Linked DNA regions of Homo sapiens: region 2 is linked to region 1. A link is an interaction called in ENCODE POLR2A ChIA-PET data of the cell type or tissue named here. Cell type or tissue: MCF 10A. All regions are shown on one strand. Each heading gives the region's core, and the rest is flanking DNA. Links, peaks and the distances in the headings are about the cores only.

Region 1 (8,443 bases), core at 371-8,370:
CCACGCTTTAAGAGCCCCTGTATATCGTATTGCCTAAGAAGTGAGCCCTGGGCCAATTCACAGCTTGTGAACTTCATGTGGAGAAAGAGTGCGGGAAATATTGAAGGACGGAAGGAACACCATGTGTGGACACCCTAAAACGGACAGGTGACTCAGCTCTCTGGGTGTTAGAGGGCTATTGGCAAATAACAGCCGTAATAAAAAGCCCGTGCAGCCTCATGGTTAGCAAAGAACAGAAGAAAGTCCTGAAAGCAGTAGAGATAAGCTGGCTACTGATCAGATATATTAAAAGACAAAATGTGTTGGTACCCGAATTAGATTAAGGTGAACAATTCTATATAATTTATTTTTAATGACCTTTAAATAGTATAATTTATTACCATTGTAAATAGAAGGCTGAAATATCTAAGAAAGAAAATTAAAATAATCAATAATACTACCACCAAGAGTTACTGTGTTAATATTTTGGTCCGTTTCTTTCAAGTCTTTTACTATGCATGAATATATTTTCTTTTACAGCACTACTTATTATATATCTCTATGCACTAGACAAATAGCACTGCGGTAGACAACTTTGTTCATAAATCCTTGTTACATCTCTATCATTTCCTTAGATTAGATTCTCTAGAAATAGAATTACAAAGTGAAAGTATATTAATTTTCAGGTCTTAATACATATTGCTAAATTGTTTTCCCAAAAGATCAACCTAATTTATACTTATATTACTCATTTCTATAAATGTATCTTTTTGTCTTCTGTGACTCCTTTTGTTTTCCACCTGACATTAAGTAAGCTCCTACATTTGACCCAACATTATAATAAGAATAAGAAACAATTCTAGGTTTATTGAGATAATTATTTCATGACGTTGTGCTAACTTACACTGAGATAACTCCCAATTCTTTCAAAATTTTCATACCCATTAGTATGTTTAGTTCCCCCCAAACCCCTGAGGTGAAGAGAATTAATTATAGAATGTTTAGTGCATGGGAAAGGGTTTCTGATATCCTCTAGTTCAGGTTTCATTCATCCGATAGAGGCATGGGCAAGATATGAGAGTTTTAAAGTTCTAGAGTCCAAGTGTCAGGAATCTCGGTTCATATATTCCTTCTTACTGGATGACTTTGACTCTATCCTGGTCCGTGTAAAGCTTTGTATCATTCTTAATTTCCTCCTCCTCTGCACTGTTTCATCAGTCCATTGGGAAGTACACCATTAGGTTTCTTGCTCTTCCAGGAGTATGAAAATAACTAGAAATCTGGACTCGGACTCATAAGTAGAGACAAAACAGTCTTGAAATGAATGTTTTACCTATGATGTGGGTGAAAACCTAGAAAAGATCCCCCAACATCATGTAATGAGCCAATGAAGTTGAGAGAGTCAGATCTGTGCTTAGGATAAACTTGATAAACCAAAGTAGTCAAGGGGAAGTTTAGTAAGAAGAAGTGTAGGGTCCCAGGCTCAACGTATTTCAGTATCAGACTATTCTGACAATAAGGACTACCAAATGCTGACATTTGCTGGGACTCCTCTGGATAATTCTCACCTGCTTCTCTGATTTAGGTAGCATAAGTGAGTTCTTTCAACAGACAGGGGACACCTTCCAGGGAAACCATCTATGAGCCCTAAAGATTGAATATTCTATGTTGCAGATTATCATCATGTTAATGTATTATGGGATTACAATACATTGCTTAGAGCTTAAAACAGCACTGTGCAGGTGTTTGAGCATCAACCTGTGGTCCACCACAGGCTCCGGAGAGCTGTTGCCTTGTCTTCCTATGGCAGTCAAATTTATTTTATTTAGAAACATCACAGTTGCATTTCTATTTTGTGTGTGTGTGTGTGTGTGTGTGTGTGTGTGTGTGTGATTTTAAATTCTGAGAAACCTTCTCTTAAAATGCCTGACATTTAAGAAAATCTGGCACTGTATTGCCACCACTGAAGCCAAGTATCACATGTGTAGAAAGTAGCACAGTTTGGCATGCTGAGTGTGCCAAATTTCCCTTAAAATTAACATTTGCACCGTATGTTAGTACCCTAAACTCAATACTTTTTTGGCTGATGAAAATGCAAAAGGAAAACATTTCCAGACTGAGTCCTGTTCTCTTTCTCTGTAGATGCTGTTTTAAAGAAATTAGCAGTAGTCTTCCTTTGGAAGTAAAAATGAGTGCCTGCTGTAATTCATGGTGAGAAGTCAGGCATCCAGTGGTGTCAAAGCTAGAAGATCCATGCTGGTCAGGCAAAGGTACCTGAAGGTGTCAATCCTGCAAGATTGTCCTGTGCTCTCCATTTACCATTCAGCCCCTCACAATGTCTTGGGTAGTAACTCAGAGGTGAGGTCCAGCTTCTTCATCCTCTATCATGATGTTTGAGAGGGTAAAGTGAACAGGTGGAGACAAGAAAGCTCACACTGAACTTAGAGCATTATGCCAGACATTTAGATAATGCCCAGGCAACCCAGGGTAACAAGAGACCTATACCCACCACTGTGGTGGGTCCCAGATGCTGGCTTCCTGGCCTTTGAGGTCACATTCCCTCTGAGATCCTTCCTCAGATAGCCCCTACCTGTCTCTGTGGCATGTAGCTTCCACAATATGAGAAGAAGTAACATTCTTTGTGCCTGTGAGCCAAGCATCTGCACCTTTCTAGATTTTCAGTGTATTTTGTACAAACCAGTGATATATCGCCATGCTCCCTGGACACCTGTGTGGCTCTGGCAGAGTTTGGGGGCTCTCCTTGAATCACAGGGGAGACAGCCTTTCACTTCTAGATATTGATCCTAAACTGTACCAAGGGGAAGGATGAGAGAACAAAGTTGTGTTACTACTAAAACTGCCAGAGATATTTAAACTGTGATGGGAATGATGGGCCTGGGGCTTCATCCCACTGGAGTATTAAGTAAGAATCATGTGCTCCTGGCCCTCAAGCAGGTTTTTTCATCTGTACCATGAGGGATACACAGTATTTAAGGGGAAAGTTTAAAATCTAAGAAAGTCTGAAGATCTACTTAAAAAAAAAACTTTTTATTAAGGAAAAGTTCAAACTATGAAAGTAGACAGAATAATATCTGTCCTTATACTTAGTTTCAATTCATGACCAATCTCATTTCATCTATACCTCACTCACTTTCCCCACCTTCCGACTGGGATGCTTTTGAAACAGATCCATGACATCATATTATTTCATCTATAAATATTTCAGAATGTATCTCTTAAACATGGGTAATTTTTCTTAAAACTTAGCCACAATAGTATATTATACCTAAAACTCAATAATTTCATTAATCGCCGGGCGCGGTGGCTCACGCCTGTAATCCCAGCACTTTGGGAGGCCGAGGCGGGCGGATCACGAGGTCAGGAGATCGAGACCATCCCGGCTAAAACGGTGAAACCCCGTCTCTACTAAAAATACAAAAAATTAGCCGGGCGTAGTGGCGGGCGCCTGTAGTCCCAGCTACTCGGGAGGCTGAGGCAGGAGAATGGCGTGAACCCGGGAGGCGGAGCTTGCAGTGAGCCGAGATCCCGCCACTGCACTCCAGCCTGGGCGACAGAGCGAGACTCCGTCTCAAAAAAAAAAAAAATAATAATAATAATAATAATTTCATTAATCATTTAAATAGTCAGTATTCAAATTTCTCTAGAAAAATTCAACTCTTTTGCTTTGGAATGAAGGCCATTTTGGAGTTTTGTCAGTTCACTATTGAACTAGTCAAATTCCACCTTTCAGATATCATAGAGGTGTTAAGGTTGAAAGGAAAGATCTCTTCAGGAGCGATGACAAGAGAAGGAAAAACTATTTGGACTTCCTTATCCAGAGTCAATGATCATTAAGACTGAAAGGGTAAGTACCCATTACCCAGCCCCATCACACTTCCTTATTGTAGACTGAGGCACAGGATAGTAAGCTGATGTCCCCAAATGCACACAGCTAATTAATGACAAAGTATTCAATTTTAAAATGCAAGAGGCTCTATTTAAGTCTTACCTGCTTTTTAAATTACCATAGAAGGACCTATATTTCCAGTGCTTTGTTCATGACTTTAAAATGTGTGTGGCTTGATGGTTTAGAGCTGTGCTGTATAATTCAGTACTCATCATTAGCCACGTGTGGCTTTTGAGCACATCAAATTCAGTTGACCTGGATAGAGGTACGCTGTACATGTAAAATGCACACTGGATTTCAAAAATTTAGTAAAAAAACATTAAAAAATGTTTAGTAATTATTGTATTCTCTTGATTAAATGCGGAAAAAATATTTTTCAACATTGACACTCAGCACATGTTAGAGTGGTCATTTTACATGGATTTGTGTGATTATTCACTTAATGTCTGACTCTCTCCATACTGTTTGCTCCATGAGGTCAGGGATCCTGTTAGTTCACAGTCACTATTGTGCCTGCCCCATAACAGACCCTCAGTTAAAGAAAGGAACAAAGGAAGAACAACTGGAATCCTGCCTGCTCTAGCTGTGTCCCTTCCTTCTTTATTACCTCTTCCCAGTTCACTAATGTGTTCTTGGACAGGCCATCTGAGTAACCTGGTATATGAATTAGCAAATCCTACGGGCTCCATTTTCAATGTCTGTCTAGAATCCAAGCACTTCTCACCACTTCCACTGCCTCTATCCTGGTCAGGCCGCCAGAGGTTCCTTCCAGGATCATTGTAACAGCCTCCTGACTCTTCTCCTGTCTTCTCCCTTGGGCTCCTGTCTGCTCAACACAATAGTCAGGCAGGTTCTATTAAAATGTAAATCAGATCTTGTTATTCCCCTGCTCAAAACTCTCTAGTGATTTTCCATCTATTTCAGAGTAAAAGCCACAGTCCGCGCCGTGGCCTACAAGTCTCTACATGAAGTTTCTCCCTGTTACTCCTATGATCTCATGCCCTACCACCTGCTCACTTGCTTCTTCCACTCCCACTCTCCAGCCTCTGGTTGTTCCTGGCACACACCAGGCATTCTCCTACCCCAGGGCCTTTCACTTGCTGTTCTTTCTGCCTGGACAGCTCTTCCCCAAGATACCCACGTGCCTCTTTTGCTTCCTTCAAGTTTTTACACAATACTGTGTCTGAAGTGAGGCCACCCGAACTCTGGCTATCAAGCACTCCGTATTCTCTCTCCTTCCTGACTTAATTTTTCTCCATATCTTCTAACACACTGTGCACCTTACTTTAGTCATTGTTCATTTTCCTCCACTAGAATGCAACTCTGTGTACACAGGAATATTTGTCTTTTGTTTCCTTATATATTCCTGCTGCCTAAAATAATGTTTCGTGAGAGGTTGTTGCCTGGTAAACATCTGTTGACTGTGAGACTAAAGCTTAGCCTATGCACCTGAAAAATAGGCAGACTTGAGACCAGCCATTGGGCTTGAACATGCAGAATTGGCCTGTGCTGTCAGTGGGACCAACTCAGCTCTACCTTGGTGCTAGTTCAGGAGACTTGGAGGCTCCTTGCACTCAGATTGGCTGCCCAATCTTACAGCTCAGTTCTGATGACTGTGAGGCCCAAGGAAACAGTTTGGATTCAGGGAGGGTCTAACTGGCTCCTCCCAACATCCTGTGTACCTCCCCTGCCCTACACCACCACACACAAATATACCACAACATTCTCTCCCTTCCCAAGGACAGACTTGGGCTATTTCTAAAAGTGAGATTCTGATCCAAAACAGTAGCCAACACATAGTGCATCCCATGTGTACAGGAAAGGACAGGAGACCTCTGAGCAATTTCCTGGCCTTACATTTTTCCATTCCAGTAAATGAGGCCTTCTTTAGCTCAGGAATCTGTCTCTGAACCAAGCCAATGCTGTAATGGTGCATGCCATTTGTTACTGCCTGGCTTATATCTTTGTTCTTTTATTTTCCTTTTCTTTTTTTTTTTAGATGGAGTCACTCTGTCACCTAGGCTGGAGTGCAATGGCCTCTGATCTGGGCTCACTGCAACCTCTGCATCCCGGGTTCAAGCGATTTTCCTGCCTCAGCCTCTTGAGTAGCTGGGATTACAGGCGCCTGCCACCACGCCTGGCTGCTTTTTGTATTTTAGTAGAGACGGGGTTTCACCATGTTGGCCAGACTGATCTTGAACTCCTGATCTTGTGATCCACCCGCCTTGGCCTCCCAAAGTGCTGGGATTACAGGCATGAGCCACTACGCCCTGATTCTTATTTTCCATTTTAAGTGATCAACAATTAGGTTCTTTCTGTCATGAAGCTTTGACAACCAGCTCTTCCAGTTGGCTACCAGTTTAGGCATATATAATGCTACCGGAGAGTTTCCTTCCTAAACTGGCATTTTATTCAATAATGCATAATACTGAAATTGAGCTCTCTGTCTTCAAAGAGTTTTGCAACTTTACACCTCATTAGGCTGAGCAGTGCTTGAGCTCGTGCTTTATGGATTGGACCCCAGCAAGGTTAAACAATTTGCCTCAGGCTAAAACCTGCTTTGCTCTAAACAAAGTACTTTGTCTTTTTTAATGAATCAGAAAAATATAATGAATAAAAAATGTGGTTCCCTAACAACTATGTTTTCAGTAATTTGATTCCAAGTCATTTCCATATGCCTTTTAAGGCCATATTTGGGGTTCTTCCTAGTCTTCTGATATCATTTCACAGTCCTTCTCCCCTCCTCTCTCCCTCCTCCTCTTTTCCTTTACCCTCTTTGGCTTCTGGGATACTCTAGCTGCCAAGGGTCAACTACCATGCCCTTAGCCTGACAGCAACCCTTGTCCCTCTCCCTCAGGGACCCACTTTCAGATAAGCATATTGCTGTTAAAAGATGGGGAAGGCTTAAGCTCAAGTTCCTAGGTGTGGTGGAAACCACAGAATAAGTTAGTGTATCTTTTGGCCTATGTAGTAGTGGACAAATATGGGTATTTTGCAAAATGCAAAATACCAGGACAGGTTAAAGTCTGAAATTCTACCTGTGGCAGACTGCTTAGGATTTCTTCTTCATATTTTTCTCCCCCATTAGAAATAGGAAAGTCTGAGAAGAACTGACATAACAGGGTACTGGGTGCGGTGGCTCACAGCTGTAATCCCAGTGCTTTGGGAAGCTGAAGTGGGTGGATCACTTGAGGTCAGGAGTTCGAGACCAGCCTGGCCAACATGGTAAAACCCCCTCCCTACTAAAAATACAAAAAAATTAGCCAGGTGTGGTCATGCACACCTATAGTCCCAGCTACTGGGGAGGCTGAGGGGAGAGAATCGCCTGAACCCAGGAGGCAGAGGTTGAAGTGAGCCAAGATTGCACCATTGCACTCCAGCCTGGGTAACGACAGAGTGAGACCCCATCTGAAAGAAAAAAAAAAAAAACTTACATAGCAGGGTGTTTCCTCTGGGTTCCAGGAGGAAGAAATGCTGGAATTGATTTTCTAAGGGCTGGTGGCATCAGTCTTTAAGTATTGTTATTTTATTGCTCCTTTGAACAAAGATTTTTTTTCCTGGAGACTGTTTTGGGTGAAAAAAATAGAGGGAATTTGGGAACATCCCTTTCCCTGGATTATGAACATCCAACAGGCAGCAGCCTTACCAAAGTAAGAGCAGAGTAACTCTTTTCTTATTATTTAACAAATAAAAGTAATAAGCAAGGAAATCTATGACACTTGAAACTAGGATTAAAAAGAAAAATCTAGCATGTGTTCAAAGATACCGCTTCTTTTCATATGATTTCACATCGAATGTGTTGAATCCCTTGAAGGAGAATTGAAGTGGGTAAAACGAAATAATAGCTGAGCCACAGTGATTTAGATTTTGCTTTAACCTGTCCACATCTGGGGCATGTGCATACCCCCTTAAGCCCCAAGAACACTTTAGCCCAGCAACCGCATTTGGAGAAGAGGTTGGGTACCATGTATGGAACATGCTTGTGAAATGCACCCACTATAGGAGAGCAAAGAGCTCAGAAGCTGACATCACAAAACCTGGCCTTGAAAGCCAGCTCCATCACTTCCTAACTTCCCTAAGCCTCAATTCCTCAGCTATAAAACAGAGACAATAATACTTTATTCATGAAATATTTCTAGCTCTTCTTTTGGGCACATGGTTGTATTGCATTTTCCTATCCCTTTATAGGCAGGCATGGCACATGACTTGCTTTGTGTAATAAAATGTGAGCACATGAGCACAAATGACATGTGTCATTTCCTTGTGGAATCTTTAAGAAATAGCCCACAATTCTGGCCAGATGTGGTGGCTCATGCCTGTAATCCCAGCCCTTTGGGAGGCCAAGGTGGGTGGATCACTTGAGCCCAGGAGCTCAAGACCAGCCTAAGCAACACAACAAGACCCCATCTCAAAAAAGAAATTAAGAAAAAAAAAAAGAAATAGTCCACAATTTCATATTATTTTCTGTCTGTCTGCCATAGCAACCTGAAACATTTCAGATAACAGTTACTCTGTCAGTCTAGGGCCCAAAGGTAAGATGACCTGGATTTATATAGT
Region 2 (8,443 bases), core at 375-8,374, 52 kb before region 1:
ATTTACATAAGTAGAATTCTAGATCATTGCCTCGAAAGGAATTTAATCATTCTGCTTATAATTTGGGAGCTTTCTATATCGCTTATGTATTGTTGCTTATTAGGGTAGTCAGATTGACAGACTGATAATGGCCTCACAAAACTGTTAAGTTCATTTAGGACAGTGACTGCATCTGTAATGCTTACTCTGGGGTCTCCAGAGCCTCCCCAACACAGTGCCTGCCATGTAGCAGGTGCTCAATGAACATTCATTGAATGAGTAAATGAAGCTGTGGGTCCTCTTGTTTTGATTTCAAAGGGAAAAGTCTTGGTTGGCAAATACTACAGAAAAATTTTTAACTTTGAAACAAAGTATCAAGGCTTTGCATATGATGACTATAGCTTATCTTCAGTGGCTAAGTATAGGCTTTTATCACTAAATGCCTCATGTGAGTACTTAGCCACGTTGGTTCTTTCTCTCTAAACAAACAAAAGCCCCATAGAGGTTTTCTGGGGTTTTTGCTTGCTTGCTTTCTGAAGTTTTTACAGTTTAAAATGTGCAAACTTCAACAAAGGGGTAGACCCAGTAACTTGAATCCTGGTTGGATACATGTTCTGCTACTTCCCTGTGCATGCACATCACCACCTCCACCCACCCAAAGGGAAGATGCAGTGCTTGTCTACTATTCACAGGCAAGTCCTAGGAAAGATTAACCCACAATATTTGTGATGCAAGTTTTATAGAGGTCAACCAAGGGCACAGTTAGCTATTAGGTCACCTTGCAATGCAGGATAAAGGGAAGATAGGATCCAGGGTGGAAACAGAAAATGGAATGGTAAAACAGAAGAAAATGCCCTAACTAGAGTAAAGACTTGATATAGTTTGGTGTTCATCCCCTTGAATTCTCATGTTGAAATTTATTCCCAATGTTGGAGGTAGGGCCTAATGATAGGTGTTTGGGCAATGGCAGAGGTGGGGCTCCCTCATGAATAGACTAGTGCCCACCCACCCTGGGCAGAGGGGTGTGAATTCTCCCTCTGTTAGTTCCTGAGAGAGCTGGTTATTGAAAACAGTCTGCACCTCCTTTCTCTCTTGCCTCCTCTCTTGCCATGGGATGTCTGCACACGCTGGCTCCCCTTCACCTTCCACCATGAGTGGAAGCAGCTTGTGACCTTCGCTAGAAGCAGATGCTGGCACCATGCTTCTTGAACAACCTGCAGAACCATGAGCCAAATAAATCTCTTTTCTTTATAAATTACCTAGCCTCAGATATTCCTTTATAGCAACACAAAATGGACTAAGACAAAGCTTCTATTCAAAACCCAGATAGGGTCCTTGTTGTTTGAAGGATAAGAGGTACAGAACAACAGCACAGCTATAGGAATAAACCCCATATAATTCACTGGGCATCCAGTTTCTATTTATGAGGAGCAGGTACAGTTCATCTTTTATTTTTTATTTTTATATTCGTGAGAAAAGAAGGGAGATTATGAAAGTAAATATGGATCCCAGCATTAACAGCTGAATATATAAAGGAATTCAAGTGCTTTAATTAAAAAATTATGACCACAGTGAGATACACTTCACACCCATTGGGATGGCTATTATTAAAACATGGAAAATAACAAGTGTTGAATGAGGATGTGGGAATAATGGAGCCCTCGTGCATTGCTGGCGGGAATTTAAAATGGTGCAATTTCTGTGCAAAACAGATTGGCAGTACCACAAACAGTTAAACATAGAATATTACCACATGACCCAGCAATCCCACTTCTAGGTATATGCTATGGTTTGAATGTGTCCCTCAAAGTTCATGTGTTGGAAACTTAATCCCCACTGCCACATTGTTCAGAGGTACAACCTTTAAGAGGTGGTCAGGTCCTGAAAACTCTCCCCTCATAAATGGATTAATGCCATTATCTTGGGAGTGGGTCCCTTTCTCTCTCTCACCCATGTGATGCCTTCTGCCATGGTATGATGCAGCAACAAAGCCCTCACCAGATGCTAGTCCCTCAATCTTGGACTTCCCAGTCTCCAGAACCATGAGCCAAGCAAACTTCTACTGTTTATAAATTACTCAGTCTGTGGTATTCTTTCATAGCAGCAGAAAATGAATCAAGACAGTATATACTCAAAATCAAAATGGAAAGAACTGAAAACTGAGACTCAAATAAATATTTGTACCCCAATGTTCATAGGAGAATTATTCACAACAGACAAAACGTAGAAACAACCCAAGCATTCATTGATGGATAAATGGATAAACAAAATGTAGTATAAATATATATAATGAAATATTATTCAGCCTTAAAAATGAAGGAAATTGTGACATGTGCTATAACATGCATCAACTTTGAAAACATTATGCTAGTAAAATAAGCCTAAGATAAGGGACAAATATTGTGTAATTTCACTTCTACAGGGTACCTGAGTAGTCAAATTCAGAGTCAGAAAGTAGAATAGAGTTTACCAGGGGCTGGGGAAAAGAGATAGTGGGAATTATTGTTAAATGGGTGCAGAGTTTCTGCTTGGGATAATGGAAATTTTCTGGTAATAGTGGGGATGATTGCACAACATTGAGAATATACTTACTGCCATTGAATTATACACTTAAAATGATAAATTTTATGTTATGTATATATTTCTTTCTCTTTTTTTTTTGGAGACAGCATCTCACTCTGTCACCCAGGCTGGAGTGCAGTGGCGCGATCTTGGCTCATTGCAACTTCCCACGTTCAAGCAATTCTCCTGCCTCAGCCTCCCGAGTAGCTGGGACTACAGGAGAATACAGCCATGCCTGGCTAATTTTTTGTGTGTGTGTGTGTGTTTTTAGTAGAGACGGGGTTTCACCGTGTTGCCCAGGCTGGTCTGGAACTCCCAAGCTCAGGCAATCCGCCCACCTTGGCCTCCCAAAGTGCTAGGATTACAGATGTGAGCCACCGCACCTGGCCTGTATTTCTACAACAATAAAGATGATATTGTAAAACCTAAGAATAGGTTAATTATATTCACAATGTTGTACAACCATCACCACCATGCTCTGCTACCTCCCTCAGTGTAGGTCTGCCACAGTGCACAGCCAGGGGAAATGGAACCTGTTGGTGTTCATTGGCTGCTCAGTTGGCCTAGAATAGCTTTCCTACACCAGGAAATGGGGAGATGGGAATGCCAGTTAGCTGCCGAACCCACTAGAACGGCTCCACCACAACACAGAATTGCGGGGAAAGAGGGGCTATACTCCTCACCAGCTTCTCCGCTCAGCTCCTCCCCACTGAGCAGCAGCTGAGGGTGGGGGAAACTGTCGCCTGGATGCCCACCCAGGAGAGATCTTCTGTCTGTATAGGCTGGGGAGGTGGGAGTTGCCACCTGGCTGCCAAGCCCACTGGACAAGCCACCTGGAGCTGGGGAGGGGGAAGGGTGAAGATCCTAGCTTGATTGCCATGGCCTCTCACTGTTACTACTGAGTTTCTGTAGATTTGTTGAATAAATATTCCTTAAATTGTTGTAAGCCCTTTGGCCAATCACCAAAGATTTTTGAGTGATTGTCTTTTACCTGTTTAATAGATGTCTCCCTGGGAGAGAAGTTTCACTGGCATCATTACATTATCATTCTGGAAGCTCCTCTCTTCCTCATAGAGTTTTAATTAACCATAGTGGAAAATGCATCTTTTAAAATAGCAGCATTTTGTAGAAGTCCTCTTGAAGGCTTCTCCTGATAAATTCATGTATCAATCTTGGTCTGATGGAATTCTAAGGAGAAGAAGAGATAGTGGCTGTATCCAATTGCAAGTATATTTAAAACCTTGCTGAAGATGGTGTAGTAGTAGCCAGGCCCTTCGCTCAGAGAGCTAACAGTCTGAGTAAGGCAAAGCATTTGAGTAGATAAACCTGAGATCAAAAGTAAAGTATCCCTGCAGGAAGGTAAGGAGATTAATAGCATGGAGGCATATGGAGCTTTTGGAAATAGAGCCATTTGAAATCCACAAAATCACCTGTGTCTTCAGAGAGGGGCTTAGAGTGACTTCTAAGGGGATTAGACCCTGTTAACAGTGTGCTTCAGAGAGATGCATCAGTATACCTGACGAATGTTTATTGAATGTCCCTGGGGAGGCTGACATTGTAATTATCTGTTTCTGAGGCTCTGCATAACTTTGCTTTGATTTTTGCTTTTTTTTTTTTTCTGTAAGGACTTTGCCGTTACTGGGGATTTCATATTTCTTTTATTTTCAATTGGTTTTTAAGGAGGGAGAAGAGGCAATTGACTCTATGCCATTTGTATACAGTCTTGTAAAACCACTGCTGAAGATTTGAAATATTATTCTGACTTGAATAACTTGCCACTCCAAGTGAAGCTGTTTTCTTCGCTAGACTTGCCACAGTTTGGAAGGGAAGCTGTCCTTCAGCAATGATAAATGACACAGCAATTGTTTCTGCAAGTCCAGAATGATGAATAGATCTTGCTTCATCCAAAGCTTTATTTCCAAAAGCTTTGACACAAAGAGAGACCAATTTCATTATTGCTACATTCTAGAAGAAGAAACAAAACCATTTGCCAGCATGCTTAATATGATGAATTTCTAAGCTGAAAGCACTATCCTTGTAATCTTTTTGATGTCTCTTAATATATCTATCCATTTTCCTTACAAAGACCGTTTGTTTATTAAGATCCATTCTGTGAAAAGAGTCACATGGTGTATTTCAAACGTCCGTTTAAAATGATTCTTCAGGTATGATGCCAGAAGTTTTAATAGCCCTCCGCCTCCCCTTCACATTGCCTGTGTGATCTCTGGTGTGTCCTGCCAAGTACCCTCACTCTCTCACTTTCGTTGCCCAAGTGCATTCTGAGTAGCAAGGACTTCTGCTTGGACTCATTGTTTGGGTCAGGCTCAGAGAGAGCTCTTATGTTTTTTCTCATCAGCTAATAAAGATAAGGGGTGGCATCAGGGGAAGCATGCCTTAGAGATGAAGGGCAAATGGAGATCTTTGATTCAAAGAATGCGGCTCCATCACTTTCTCTCTTACATAAAAATTCTATTCATCCCACACTTCCTACTGCAAATCACATTGGTACACCATGACAATGCAGTAGATACACAAGGACTTTCCCACATCACACTACAAACACAGCCACCCTCTCTGGGGAACGTAAGAGAAACTTTTGGGCTTCCACTTCCCCTCCATTTGTTTGAAGGATCAAGAGAACACTGTTCCATTTTCAACAAAAATTAAAAAGGAAAATCATGAAAAGAGCCAACCTCCTCTTTTTTGTTTTCTCCCTTAATATATTGTTGCATCCAGGGAAGAGGAAACAGTGAGCGCCACTGATACTGGGTCCCCAGGGACCCCATAAGGGTCACTCCCCAGCTATCAAATGAGCATGTCTTCCTCCACTTGCAGAGTGAGTTTTTAACGGGAATGGAAGTTACTCTTGGCTCAGCTCTGATGTTGAAAAAAATAAAATAAAAAGAAAAGAAAAAAAGAAAAGAAAAAGAAATGCCACAGTGCTTCAGGGAACCAGGCTGTGTTCACACCTGGGTTTTCACAGGACAGAGATTTTTAGCTTTAAGGCTTTGGAGATTTGGAGAAAGGAGATTTCAGAAATCATTAGCCATGTTCCTGCCAGCCTCAGCAGGCCAGCTAAGAACAGTGTGTTCCTTAAGGGCAGGAACAAATTCCTTCCACATGTTTTGGTGTTTTTGTTTCTTCTTAACGTGCTATCAGTGATGCCATGGGCCAATTAACTTTGGGACTTAAAATGTGACGATATCTCATTTATTCTACACCGTTGCTAAATAAGATGATCATGGGATAAAATTTTCCAGGTAACTGGACTGTCATCCTTTGAGAACTGTATTTTAAAAATGGAAATGTATCTGGACTCCATTCAGTGAATAAAAACAATAAAGACTGTTAACTCTTTGATTGTGCAAGTTCATGTTCATGGGTGTATTACTTCATTGGCTGTATCAAAGATGTCCTCAAGGTCTATGGAGATGAAAAGGACTCTGCAGCCTCACATGATGGTCTTGAAATTCTAGCCTTTCCATTAGTTTTCTGATCTTCTAACTCAGTGTTCATTTGGCATTGTTATTCTGTCATTTCTTCCCAGAATCTGTGTCTGAGAAGCCTCATTGCCTTCCTCAGTCTTGACTATTTACTTCTTCACCAGTTGTAACATAGGCAAAACTGAGAGAAACCAGATGGACTTAGTTTTACATACATTACTTAGTAAATCTTCCCTCCTGCCAACTAAGTGAAGAGCACGGTTTTCATGACAGCATAAAAATCTAATTGATCCCTTCAGTCATTATGTGAGGAGATGGACTTTATATCAAGTGGCATTTTATTTTGAACTTAGAAAAATATGCATCTTATTACAATTTACCTTCAGTATAACAAGTCCATTGGACCTCCACGTCAGATTTTGAACCATTCATTTCTAAATTATTTGCTACCTCCTTAATCCAGGCCAGTATTATCTCTCAGAGATTATGGAAACTGCCTTTTGATGGTCTTCTAGCATCATCCTGGCTTTCTTCCAACCCTATCCACTATAGTCAGAATGAGCTTTCAAAAACTGAATCTCATTATTTCACCTCCTTGCTCAATGGCTTTCCATGTTAGCCTCACCTTGCCGCACACACCCTCTCCTGCTGTGCTCTACCACACCGTCTTAAGGGGTGAAGAGAGGCAATTGACTCAATCTTGTATGTATACACTCTTGCAAAACCACTGCTGAGGATTTTAAATATTGTCCTGACTTGGATAACCTGCCATTCCAAGTGAAACTGTTTTCTTCGCTAGACTTGCCACAGGTTGGAAGGGAAGCTGTCCTTCAGCAATGATAAATGACACAACAACAGTCTGTGCAGGTGGAAGATGATGAATAGATTTTACCTTATCTATCCCCTCATTTGACACAAGGTTGATACCAGTTTCCTAGAAGAAGAAACAAAATTATTTGCCAGAATGCTTAATATAATGAATTGTTAAACTGGCCATACTTTATATATATATATATATATATCTCCCAGGACCTTTGCATCTGCTGTCTGCTCTATCTGGAATGCTCTTCTCTCTTTCCCTGGCCTGTTTCTTCTATACTTCAGTTCTCAAATTAAATTTCACTTCCTCAGATAGGCAATTCTTCACCATTTTACTTAAAGTAGGCATTCACTATTATTCTCTGTCTAGGGTAGAGCATGTGGATAGACATATGAGAGTGAACACAGAGTATGAAAATCTTTATATCACATGTTAATACACATCATTAGATAGCATCTACCATGGAGTAGACATTAAATAACCTGGCAGACAAAAATGACCTCACCAGTTGACTTCAGCCACCCCAGTGCTGGAGCAAAGAACATGTGAACAAAGTAGCCACATTGGCAGACATTACACACGGGTCCAACAGCAAGAACTGCATTTACAAAGGCTGATCTAGCTACTACCACTGCTGGATATCCAACATGCCAACCATGAGGACTGGTGATGGGTTTCCAGTATGACACCACTGCTCAAGAAAACCAATCAGTCACTTGGTAAGATGTTGACTCTAATGAGCTCCTTTCATCCTGAGGGGCCAGTGGTTCCTCATTACAGGCATAGACACATACTCTGGGTATATGTTTGCTTTTCTGCTCATGGGAACTTAGCCAGCACTACTATGCAAGGGATGGGGTTATGGAATGCTTGCTATGTTGGCATAGAATCCTATATAACATCGCATCAAGCCATGGCCTTCAGCTTATAGTAACTGAGGTTAGAAATGAGCCCTGGCCACAGGATCTACTGATCATATCAAATATGCACCACCCAGAAGTGGCTAGCTCCCTACAGTGCTTCTTGGAGGCAATACTCTGGAAGGATGGGGTGCCACCCTCTGGTATATAATTGAATCAAAGACTTTTATGTGCTGCTATGTCCTAATAGAAAGACTGCATAGGTCCAGGGACCAGGAGAGGAAGTGGGAGTGGCCCCGCTTGCCATCACTCCCAATAACACTCTGGGGTGATTGGCGGGTTGCAGGGGGTGGTGGTGTTGTACTTCTTATCATGTAACTCTGGGCTCTGCAGGGTTAGAAACTCCCATTCTCAAAGATGGTACACTTTCACCTTGGAACATAGCAAGAGTATCATTAAATTATAAGCCACAGCTGCCACCTGGACACTTTTATTCCTTGCCTCCAGGGTACAGAAGACAAGGAGAAGACAATCACCATCTTGGCAGAGGTAATTGACCTGATCATCAGGAGGAAGTAGGGCTGTTGTTACAGTGGGTCAGGAAGTATAGTATTGAACCCAACGACCTACTTAGGCTCATTTTGATACTTCCTGGCCCACTTGTGATGTTAAATGAACAGGCACAGCAACCTTATTCCGCAAAAGGCATATGTCAAATAGCATATGAGCTGCTGTAACGAAACACCATAGACTGGGTGGCTAAAACAACAAACATCTAT

The links. ChIA-PET counts read pairs that join two places held together with the same protein. Peaks named below come from ENCODE experiments on the same cell type or tissue, not always from the same donor. Only the 100,000 strongest peaks of a DNase experiment are listed, where the experiment ranks them.
Region 2: POLR2A ChIA-PET joins it to region 1 with 13 read pairs; 2 of 35 experiments call an interaction of 5 or more read pairs at or near these places.

Annotation. Positions count from the first base shown.
Region 1 is chr5:72,480,914-72,489,356 of GRCh38, forward strand. The region is part of intron 1 of ZNF366 (zinc finger protein 366); the gene reads right to left. Among named protein-coding and RNA genes, the nearest start is that of ZNF366, 22 kb to the right of the region's middle. In MCF 10A, for the core only: no CTCF peak of the experiment used is centred there; a DNase peak (open chromatin) is centred at 4,938.
Region 2 is chr5:72,429,305-72,437,747 of GRCh38, forward strand. No RefSeq gene overlaps it. Among named protein-coding and RNA genes, the nearest start is that of ZNF366, 74 kb to the right of the region's middle. In MCF 10A, for the core only: no CTCF peak of the experiment used is centred there; no DNase peak of the experiment used is centred there.